Regions from separate parts of the Mus musculus genome. Here region 1 is linked to region 2. A link is a loop called in an ENCODE intact Hi-C map of the cell type or tissue named here. Cell type or tissue: left cerebral cortex. All regions are shown on one strand.

Region 1 (5,000 bases), 85 kb before region 2:
GGGCCCTCTATACCCTGCTATACCCTGCTCTTGACAAAGCCCTTGTGCCCAGTTCTTTGTGGGAGCACTTGACTTTAGCCTAGCTCTCCTGTGGGCTGAAGATTTCTCCAGCAGCACAGATTTAGAATGTGGGACCTGGGGAGAAGAACCCATCTGTGCTTTGGAATCCCCCCAGCCTGGCTCCTGGGAATGGTAGGGTCCATCTGCATGTTAGAGCTGTCCGGAGCCAGGCGGCATTCCTCCATGGCTAGCAGGAGGGGTGATGTGCTCCTGGGGCCCTGGGGCAGGCCCTCTCTCTTCCCTACACCTTATGAGCCCTGGTCCTTCCACAGCAAATCCCCAACGCTCACAAGGACTGGGTGTGCGCCCTGGCCTTTGTACCCGGCCGGCCCATGCTGCTGAGCGCCTGCCGGGCCGGCTTCATCAAGGTCTGGAATGTGGACAACTTCACACCCATTGGTGAGATCAAGGGCCACGACAGCCCCATCAATGCCATCTGCACCAACAGCAAGCACATCTTCACGGCCTCCAGGTAGGTGCTAGGCAGAGAGAGCCGCTTTGCTCCCCTCCTAGAGTGACCAAGTTGACAACTGGCTCAGGGCTCCGCAGCTGTCCCCACACACAGATCCCATCAAGCACTCCTCTTTATATTTAGTGCTCAACTTCACTGAGCACTAGGCACCCAATGTCCTGGGTGCTGCAAAGGCAGGGGATCAGGGAGCCACTGGGCCCCAGGCCAGGACTTGCCCCCCCGCAGCGATCCAAATGGCTCTCACCCCCCAAGGGCTACAGACTGCCCTGCACCACTCCCACACCTCTGCCCCTCCAGCTGTAGCTCTGGCTCCTGTGCAGGCAGTGCCAGGCCCTCTATCCCAGGGACACTACTCAGCCGGGTTTCTTCTTTTCTCTCCTTGTTCCCACCATGTCCCTTCTCTCCCCTCCCATCTCTTCCTACCTCTCTTCTCTGCCTCTACCTCCCACCCCCACCCCCCCTCAAATAGTGACTGCCGGGTAAAGCTGTGGAATTACGTCCCTGGACTCACCCCCTGCCTTCCTCGACGAGTCCTGGCCATAAAGGGCCGCGCCACCACCCTGCCCTGACCTTCCCCCTCCCCCTCTCACTCTTCCCATCTTGCCTTTTCCTGTCTTTCCCCCACCTCGATCTGAGCTGCTTCTTCACGGTATGAGCCTGTTTTACTCTTAACCTTCTTACTTCACGCCCTGCCTGGCCCTACAGATCACCCTCCCCGACCCTCTTGCTAGCATGAGCAGTGGGCCAGAACCCTAAGGTGGCAGAGAACAGGGGGAGGCATTCAGGCCTGGACACAACACAACAGGAAAGTCTGGGACACCAGTCTTGCAGGGTCTTGCAGAGCATGGCCTGGGCCCTCCCCTTACCCAGTACCCCTCCCCGTGAGGTCTTCACTGGTCCTAAGCAGCATCTGCCTTAGCCCAGCCATATGTGAGGGAGGTGGGAAATTTGCCCAACCTTTGCTTTGGGGTGGGGGTGGGGCAACCAGCAGGGTCCACACCCACAGCTGAGCAGCCTCCCTCTGTCCTCCCCAGTGACCTGACAGTGAAGTTCTGGAGCATACGGCGGCTACCAGCAGCCCACCCTTGAAGTTAGGACTAAAGGTGGCTAGACCGTCAGATCAGACCCAGCAGCCTACCCAGCACGGAAAGGAAGCTGTGGCCCGACCTTACCGGAACAGCCAAGTTCACCGGAGTACAGAGGGTGTGGCTCTTCTCTCGCTCTGCTTCCTCCACCACCCCTTCTGTCCCTCCCCTGCCTCCTAAGAAAGACGAGGTGGAGGAGGGACACAAGCTGTGAAGCCAAAGGGCACGATTCCCCAAGCTGCTGCTCCACCTGTTCCCAAGCCTTCCTCTCAACTGGCCACATTGTCTCCTGCTGAGCCAGCCCTGCCCCTCCCCCAGGCCCTCAGCCTCGGTTGAGACCGAGGGAGAAGCAGGGAGAAGCCCCCATCTATCTTCCAGTGAGCTAGCCTCCTCTGTGTCTCCTAGCCCCACCTCCGGAGCCGCTTCACCTGCCTCTGAGCCCACCAAGGTAGTTCTCAGGTAACCATGGAAACCAGATGTAAGCAGCTGAGTCCTGCCGCTCACCCACAGCCAATCCCAGTGGGGCCCCGGCCCAGTCTTTCCTTGAGGTTCTCTTCTGCTGGGGCCTCAGTGGAGCTGTTTAAACAGTTCCTTTGGGGGGAAGGTCAGCGGCACTGCAGTCATTTAATATATTGATTTTTATTTTTGTGTTCTGCTGTTTGCCTCCTGGAAACTGACTTGAAGTTTCTTCCCATTCTTCCCTCCCCTCCTGGCACGGAGGTGGGGTGGGGTGGGGTGGGGGTGGGGGCCTTCCCTCTGCTTGCTCTGCAGATGAGGGGATAGCCTTCTCTATCCTTTGCAGCTCTGACAATTGCCCCGGACCTGCCCATGCCGGCATACCTTCTAGGATAGACCAGGTCTCTAGGCCGCCTAATGCCGCAGTGCCTTTCTCCATCCTGAGGCCTGATATCATGCCGGGCAGCCTTATACTAGCCATGCCCGCAGCCCACTTGTGTCTTCTACTCCTGGGCCTGGTGCCCACAGCCCCTGAAGGTCAGAGCATTCACCCCAACGGCCCAGTACCAGGGAGCTTGGTGGACTGCCCACTAGGTAGGCTTTGAGTAGTAAGGGTACCAGGTCCTTTGCCTAACCCCCCAGCCAGTTATGTTTCCACCCCCAAGGGGCTAGGGAACATCTTCAGCTTCTTTTCCTTTAGTTGTTCCAGAAACAGCCTTAAAACCAGCCTGGGACAAAGGCCCTCCCTTTTCAATTAGCGTGAGGAGGCAGTGACTCCTTGCTTCTCCCCTTGGTGCTGTGGACTCAGCTGCTGGGATGAGGTGAAGTCAGTGTCTAGCGCCCCCTACTGGAACAACTCTGAATTTATAGAACTGGGCCATGAGAGGGGCCAGCTCCGTTCCTCCCCCGGCTTCCCCTGCCCTTAAACTGGTCCACACTTACTCTATTGCTTCACTGGTCTTATGCATCCTGGTCTCATTCCGGGATCCATGAGCCTCAGCCCCATTCAGAGGCCGTGGTGACTTGTGGAGAGCTAGCATAGCGCCACTGTACTTAGCTCTTCTCCCTCTAGGGCGAGTACGTTGGTGCCTGTCCATGAGGCCCTAGGATGGGAGAGTTAGGAACTGATAAGGTCAGACCCTCTCTGAACCTTCCCAGAGCTGTGTCTGAAGCTGAAACTAAGAAGATTGTCCCGCTTATTGGTGGCTCCAGCCAGACACGGTGTTAAGTCTGGGTAAGTGGATATTTAGAACGGAGCACCGGAAAAGCAGATCACCTGGAACCTGGACCGTCTGTCTGCAAAGACCAGAAATCCTCCTTCCCCTGCTCATCCTGGGAGTGTTAAGGAACATCCTTAGCACTCAGAAGTGACCACATCTTCTCCTTCACCCATCTCCACCTAAATGGAAAGCCCGGACCTTACACCCTGTAAGAAAACCCAGAACCCGTCTGCATGGCTGTTTACAAACTACAGAAACACGTGAGACTTTGTCCCGACCCCTCAGGCTGGGCCGCCCCAGCCCGGGGTGCCTGTACTGTATGTATAGCTGCAAGGCCAGTTCTTGCACAAAGTGTGTGTGGTCTTACAGCCCCCGCGAGAGGTGCTCACCGGCATTACCCCTTCTGCCATTTCTGATGGGTCACTACCTCATGGCGGGGCTGCTATGCTGTCCCAGCGAGTGTCATTGACTAAACTTGAAATCGGAGCTCTGAGCTCATCGTCCTGAGCCATTCTGAGCTGTGTTCTGGGAACGTTGGAGTCCCTGCTCACCCACCCTTTCGGGGATGTCCAAGGTACATAGTCAGGGGCAGGACCCCAGCTCCACTCATTGCACAAGCATCCTTCTTGTCGGAAGCACAAACTGGTTGTAATTTGAGCACAATAGCAGGTCTCTGGGTAGACAGTATGAGCAAACTTGGCACCAGGAGATCTTTCCCAGATGGGCTTCGTCTTAGGTTAGACCAGGGCTGCCCGTGTCTGTGAGGTTAGACCAAGGCTGCCCATGTCTTTGGCTGACGCACTATGTACACTGGGAACTATTAATTTACTCCTTGTGCCCCTCCTAGGACTTGAGGCCCAGGCCACATCTGTATCCTGTGGGGGTCCTCTCTAGACCTGCACACCCCAAGCCTTTAACAACCAGAGTATAGCTGGTACCTGACCCTACTGAGCCTGAAGAGCCTGGACCCAGACTCCCATCTCTTGAGCTAACCCCGACATCCTTGCTTCCGATATTGATTAGCTTCCATGGAAAGTGTCTACTGTCCCCACTCTCTTAGGTCTTTTCTGTGCACAGTCCTGGGCCAGGACCCATCCCAGTATTAACCAGTTCAGTGTTTGGTCTTGTTGGTGAGACTTGGTCCGACAGCAGCCAACTCAATGCACATGCTGCCTGGAGCAGCCTTTAGAGACTGCAGAGGAAAGAGAGAGAACTCGAAGAATGAGAGGCTGACCCAGCGCAGCCCTTGATGTGGTCAGAGTGCCACCACAGCTACTTGAAAAGGGACAGCTATGGACCTGGGAGTAGCCTCCCACCGTTGCTCCAGCTGCAGGCCTGGAATGGTCTTAGGCTGTGTGGCTTGGGCAAAGGGCAGCTTAAAGCACAAACAAGGAGAAGATGCTGTCTTGCTGAAGGATTCTTCTGCTAGCCATTGTGGTGGTGGCGCCAGCAGGAAGCTGCTGAGAAGGCAGGACATTACATCTCTGCCCTGCCCTCTCCCAGTTCCTGGAGGCCTCCCTTGGAGTCTGGGCTGGGTGCAGCAGGCACACCCCCTTGGCTGTGCCTGGTATGTTTGTGTGGGCAGGACTTGCCCTGCAGGAGCGGTGAATTCCTTCCCACCATGTAGCCCAAACCTGCCACATCTATCCCTTTGTCCTTTCAAATAAAAAACTGCTTACTGCTGCTCTCTTTGCTGAGCACAGTGGC
Region 2 (5,000 bases):
GTGGAGATGAACTTGAGAGGAGCTCTGTCCTAGCAGCCTAGAGCAACACCAGCTCTGTAAGCTTTAGTCTTGCCACACATACCTTGATGGAGGTCAGCACTCCTGTCCCTTCGCCCCACTGATAGGGAAAGGAAGGACTATACTATAGATGGGCTCTTGGACTTGAAAGCACCTGAGGTACCTCTTCCTGGCTCAGGTGACCCTTGGGCTGCAAGCCTTGTTGCTCTCAGGGCATATATGAGGACACTCAGAGATGTTCTTTTGTTTTGTTTTGTTTTTGTTTTTGTTTTTGGAGACAGGGTTTCTCTGTAAAGCCCTGGCTGTCCTGGAACTCACTCTGCAGACCAGGCTGGCCTCGGACTCAGAAATCTGCCTGTCTCTGCCTCCCGAGTGCTGGGATTAAAGGTGTGCGCCACCACGCCCAGCAGAGATGTTCTTTTTGACAAGAGCAGCTATAAGATGAGATCAAAGTGGGCTGCGATGCTAAATACACTCCAACCAGTGGTCTCGGATGCTATCGAGAATGCAATGGAGCTAGATGAGGAGAGCAGAGGTGAGCAGGTTAAATAGCCCAAGAGAATGCCCTCCTTCAGACCCAACCTGGCACTGAACACCAGTCTGTGTTGCTAACTCCAAGGTCTAGGACTTGGTTCTCGGCCCAGTCAGGGAATGTCTTTCCCTCACTGATCAAAATGTTTGTAGGCTAAATCCTCTCAAGTAAAAACATTTACTTTCTAAGCCTTCCGGAAGCCTCAAAGGATAAACCAGAGACTGAAACGGTTAATTTTAAACATTTGTACTGGAAAAGCTCCCAGAGTGTGGGGGTGGGGGTGGGGAGCCTGGACCACATTTAAAAATCAAAATTACACATCTCTTCTTTGAAATGGCACCTGGCAGGCAGATGCCGTGCATCTTCCTCATTTTTTCCTTTCATCTTGTCACTATCTCGATGTGCGATGTCCTTTAAAAGAATGAGACTAAGTCATCCTCTGCCCGCTGAGAGTACCACACTCGCAGGTGCAGCTGGCGCTCCCAGTACCAGGGTCACACAAACCATCACCCTGAAGGGCCTGAACTACTGAGCTGAGCTTTGTCTGACTGTGTAACACACCCTTCTGACACCCATCTCGCTCTCGATGTTCAAATCAAGACACGGTTGCCAACTAGGGCCAACAAAAGTTTTTATTGAGATGTGTGTTCACAGAAAAACCTGGGGTCCCTGGCTGAGTGAGGGAAAATCTGAACACCCACTGAAAAAATTCAGATGCCAGCATTCAGAAGGAAGGCCAGAACTACTTTCAGGGCGAGTCCCACAGGTGTCTCTAGATGGGAGAAGGGTTGCCACACCAGTGTGAGGTAATGGGTGGGAAGGACCAAATTGCTCACAGGACTGTTCACGCTAGGGTTAGTTTCCATGTCTTTCGTGAGCCTTTGAAAACGAAAACCCGAATTGGGGATGAGAAACAATATAGATAACATAGTGATGACTGGAGAGAAGGGGGGGGGGCGGGATAGAGGGGGAGGGAAAAGGGAAGAGGGAGGGGAGCGGGAAAGGGAAAGGGAGAGGGGATAGAGGGGGAGGAGAAAAGGGAGAGAGAGGGAGAGGGGGAGGTGAAGAGGGAGAGGGAGGGGAAGAGGGAGGGGAGGGGAAGGGAGAGGTGTTTGAGATGGTGTTGCTAGAGGGCTGACCAGGAGAAGAAATTCCTCAAAGGACAATGGCTTTTGTAGGGGCAAGAACAGTCAGGAGCAAGAAGGACCTTTGAGAGTCTGGTTTGGATATTTGGGCTGAATTACACAGAATGAAGCAGAGAACAGAACCCACTTCCCTCCCATCTACTAGGTGAACCCGCTTCTCCAGGTGAGTGTCTACAGCTTTTCTTGCCCTGGAGAAAACTAATATAATAGCCCATCCTTCCCCATCGGTTTGTGAGAACAGCCAGCCCCAACAGCCAGCTCCGAGAAAGCTGATGGGCAGTCCCCTGGCGCATCTGCAAGCACATGGTTCCTCTCTTTGAAGCACCGTTCCACCTGCGCCATCCCGGGGAGGCTACCAAGTGGCCGAGGCAGAGTTCACCTTCGGGGACCGGCCCCGGAACACCGAACTGTCGTCCCTGGAGAGCGAGGAGGCCGAGCTGATCCTGCGCACCTGGCGCCCGGCGCGCGCGCACAGCCCGAACCGGGCCCGGGCGCGGAATGAGCGGTCCAACAGGAGGTAGATGACCGGGTTCGCACTGCTATTGACGAAAGCCAGGCAGGTGGTGACAGTCAGACCCCAGCGCAGAGCCAGCAGCAGGGAGCAGGGCAGCGGCAGCGCCTGGAGCCGCGCCAGGTGGAAGAGGGAGCGCAGGACGCCGAAGGGCAGCCAGCAGCCCACGAAGACGCTCTCCACGGTGAAGATGATGCGCAGGGAGTTGCTCCGGGCCCTACCGACGCGCGGCAGGCGGCGCGACACGCGCCAGTAGCAGATCAGGGTGACAGCCAGCGGCAGCGCGAAGGTCAGTAGCAGCAGCAGCAGCCCGACACCCTGGAGCGCTTCCCAGGGCTCTTCGGCGCACTGGCTGCCCACGCCGTCCAGGCTCGGCTGCAGTCCCCGGTAGAGCAAGGCCGGCAAACCCGCCAGGAACGCCGCAGCCCAGGCGGCGCCGCACACGGCTCGCACACAGCGCGCGCTCCGCAGCGGGCGCGCGCTCAGCGGCCGGCCCACCGCCAGGTAGCGGTCCACGCTCATGCCCGCCAGCAGCAGCGCGCCCGCGCAGCGCGTGACCGCCAGCGCGAAGCTGCTGACTTTGCACAGGCCGTCGCCGAAGGGCCAGAGGCCGCCGCGCGCCTCTGCCGCGGCCCACAGCGGCAGCGTGAGCACGAAGCCCAGGTCGGCGGCCGCCAAGTGCAGCACGAAGGTGTCCACCAGCCGCCGCGGCCCGCGCTGCCGGCTCAGTAGCCACACCACGAAGGCGTTGCCCGGCAGGCCCACGGCGAAGGCCGCCAGGTAGAGCGCTGGGATGATGGCGTGGCCGTAAGGCAGGTTCCAAGCAGGGCACAACTCCACTTGGTCCAGGGAGCCCGAGCCCGAATAGTCCCAGGACAACGTGCCCCAGCTAGGACTCCAGGGTTCGGTGGACTGCATGGCCGGGGTCACCGGGCCGGCGTGCATCCTGGCGCAGGGCGGCTGCCCTCTCTGAGCAGGAGGGGGTTTGCTTTTCACAGCCTGTGCCCAGCACCTCCCTCCCTCCCTTCCTGCCACCCTAGGCCGAGGCTTTGGGGTGAGAAGAGTGTGGGGCTGGGAGGGGCAGGCCTCTGTGGTGGTGATGTTACCTTCCAAGTTGGGGCTGACCCAAAGGGAAGGGCACAACTGGGTATTGTGAGATGTCCTTAGGGCTGAGAGAACTGCGGCCACTCAGAATTGGTGGCTCATCATTTCTGGGTGCTTGGCCTAGTATCTGGGGGAAGGGAGTGGGACTCTGAGATAGGGTGCAAGGGGCAGTGGGTGCCGTAGAGCCCTAACCTGTTCTCGATTCTCACCAGGCGTTTCTTTTCTAGTTTTTAGAGGGGGGGTGGAGGGTGGGGAGACAGACCAGGCATGAGGGTTTCTGAGGGAGGGCAACGCCTCGGCTTCCTTCTCTAATCTGCTCTGCTGTGTAGCACTTGAAGGGGTCTGAAGGTTGAGGGAGATTCCCTTGGTGCCCGATCAAGAATTGGCACCACAGTTCTTGGACTAATTAATAGCCTCCTAGGATAAAAGACTAGACGTGTCACCTGGAGTGACACTTCTGTCCTGGTCCAGGCCTCATGGAGCCGTGTGGAAAGGGTCTAAGCTAGAGACAGAAAGTGTAATCAGGTGGCCCTGCTGGAAGGGGGCCAGGCCCCTGGGTTAACCCTCCTCCTCCTCCTCCCCATACTTCAAAATCTAGCTGATAAGTCAAACAGGGTTATAACCTCTATACAAAAGATGACACAAAATGGCCCCTAACAATCCAACAGATTTGCTATTCTAAATCATGAGACAGTAGCTCTGAGAGTTCTTGTGAACTGATGGGAAAGGGTTTGTGGCTAAAGGGGTGCAGGATGTCTAAGCTTTGTTCCTTCCCATTCCACTCTCAGGGGACCTCTCTGTGCAGCAGGCACTGGCTTCCTCTGCATTGCAAGAAATGCATTCTTGACCTCAGATCCCTTCTCGAGGAGGGGAGAGACACAGGCTGTGTGTGCAACGGCCAGCCTGCCATCAGTCAAACTGTGGTACAGGTTTAAAACCACGTCCACTCAGCGCTTAGAAGGAGGAGCTGTTCATGCTTCGGGGAAAAGGTCCGCAGAAGGGGCGACAGTTCAGGTCGGGTCTAGGAAGGGGTTAAAGGTCAAAAGGAATGGCAAAGCAGAGAGGATGAGCCAGCCCAGGAAGGGATAAAAAAGCAAGTATACTGAGACATGCAGGAAGACACTGGCAGGCTGTGGCCTGATCCTGAAGGCTTTGGGCATCAGTCTGATTTGGCAGGACTGTATGAGTCACAGAGGGGGAAGGCTCATCAAGCCACAGGGACTCCACAGGGGGCTGTTGTATTCATGAAGGAGTTAGATGGTGGTTGTTTTATTTTAGGGGGGGTAAGATCTTTCACTCTCATTAGGCAAGAGTCCTGCCACTGAGTGACATAGTTATTGACACTAGGGACAGAAAAGAGAGGATGTGTCAGGAGATACAGTACAGGTCTCCATGTGGAGAGACTGGAGGGAGATCTGGGATGTCTCTTCTTTGGAACAGTGTGGTAGCTGTCTCTGTCCTTATAGGGCCAGAGCACAGAAGGGCAGCTGTGTGTGCACCCAGATTGACATTGATTGGAAGTAGGATGCTAACATCACTTATGATCCAAACCTAGGCACGTCTGAGAGTGAAAGAGGCATCGTCAGCAATGGATCCCGTGGCTCCATTCTGGGAGCCTCAGGACCCCACCTGGGTCATTTCCTTTCATATACAGAGCCACCTGGCAGGGAATAGGAAGTGGGATGGAGGG

Evidence for each region. Peaks named below come from ENCODE experiments on the same cell type or tissue, not always from the same donor. Only the 100,000 strongest peaks of a DNase experiment are listed, where the experiment ranks them.
Region 1: a loop joins it to region 2, with 2.2 times the contacts of the local background. A loop is called at or near these places in 3 of 42 quality-filtered maps.

The regions. Positions count from the first base shown.
Region 1 is chr1:136,172,471-136,177,470 of GRCm38, forward strand. Kif21b (kinesin family member 21B) reads left to right here. Exons shown (of 35, transcript NM_001039472.2): 34 at 333-532; 35 at 1,567-5,000. The coding sequence ends at 1,621. Among named protein-coding and RNA genes, the nearest start is that of Mroh3, 38 kb to the right of the region's middle. In left cerebral cortex, a CTCF peak has its summit at 2,926 (motif pointing left); a DNase peak (open chromatin) is centred at 2,918.
Region 2 is chr1:136,257,750-136,262,749 of GRCm38, forward strand. Gpr25 (G protein-coupled receptor 25) reads right to left here and starts at 3,177. Exons shown (of 1, transcript NM_001101516.2): 1 at 1,165-3,177. The coding sequence starts at 3,124. The coding sequence ends at 2,048. In left cerebral cortex, no CTCF peak of the experiment used is centred here; DNase peaks (open chromatin) are centred at 2,599 and 4,350; H3K4me3 peaks cover 1,659 bases; H3K27ac peaks cover 1,444 bases.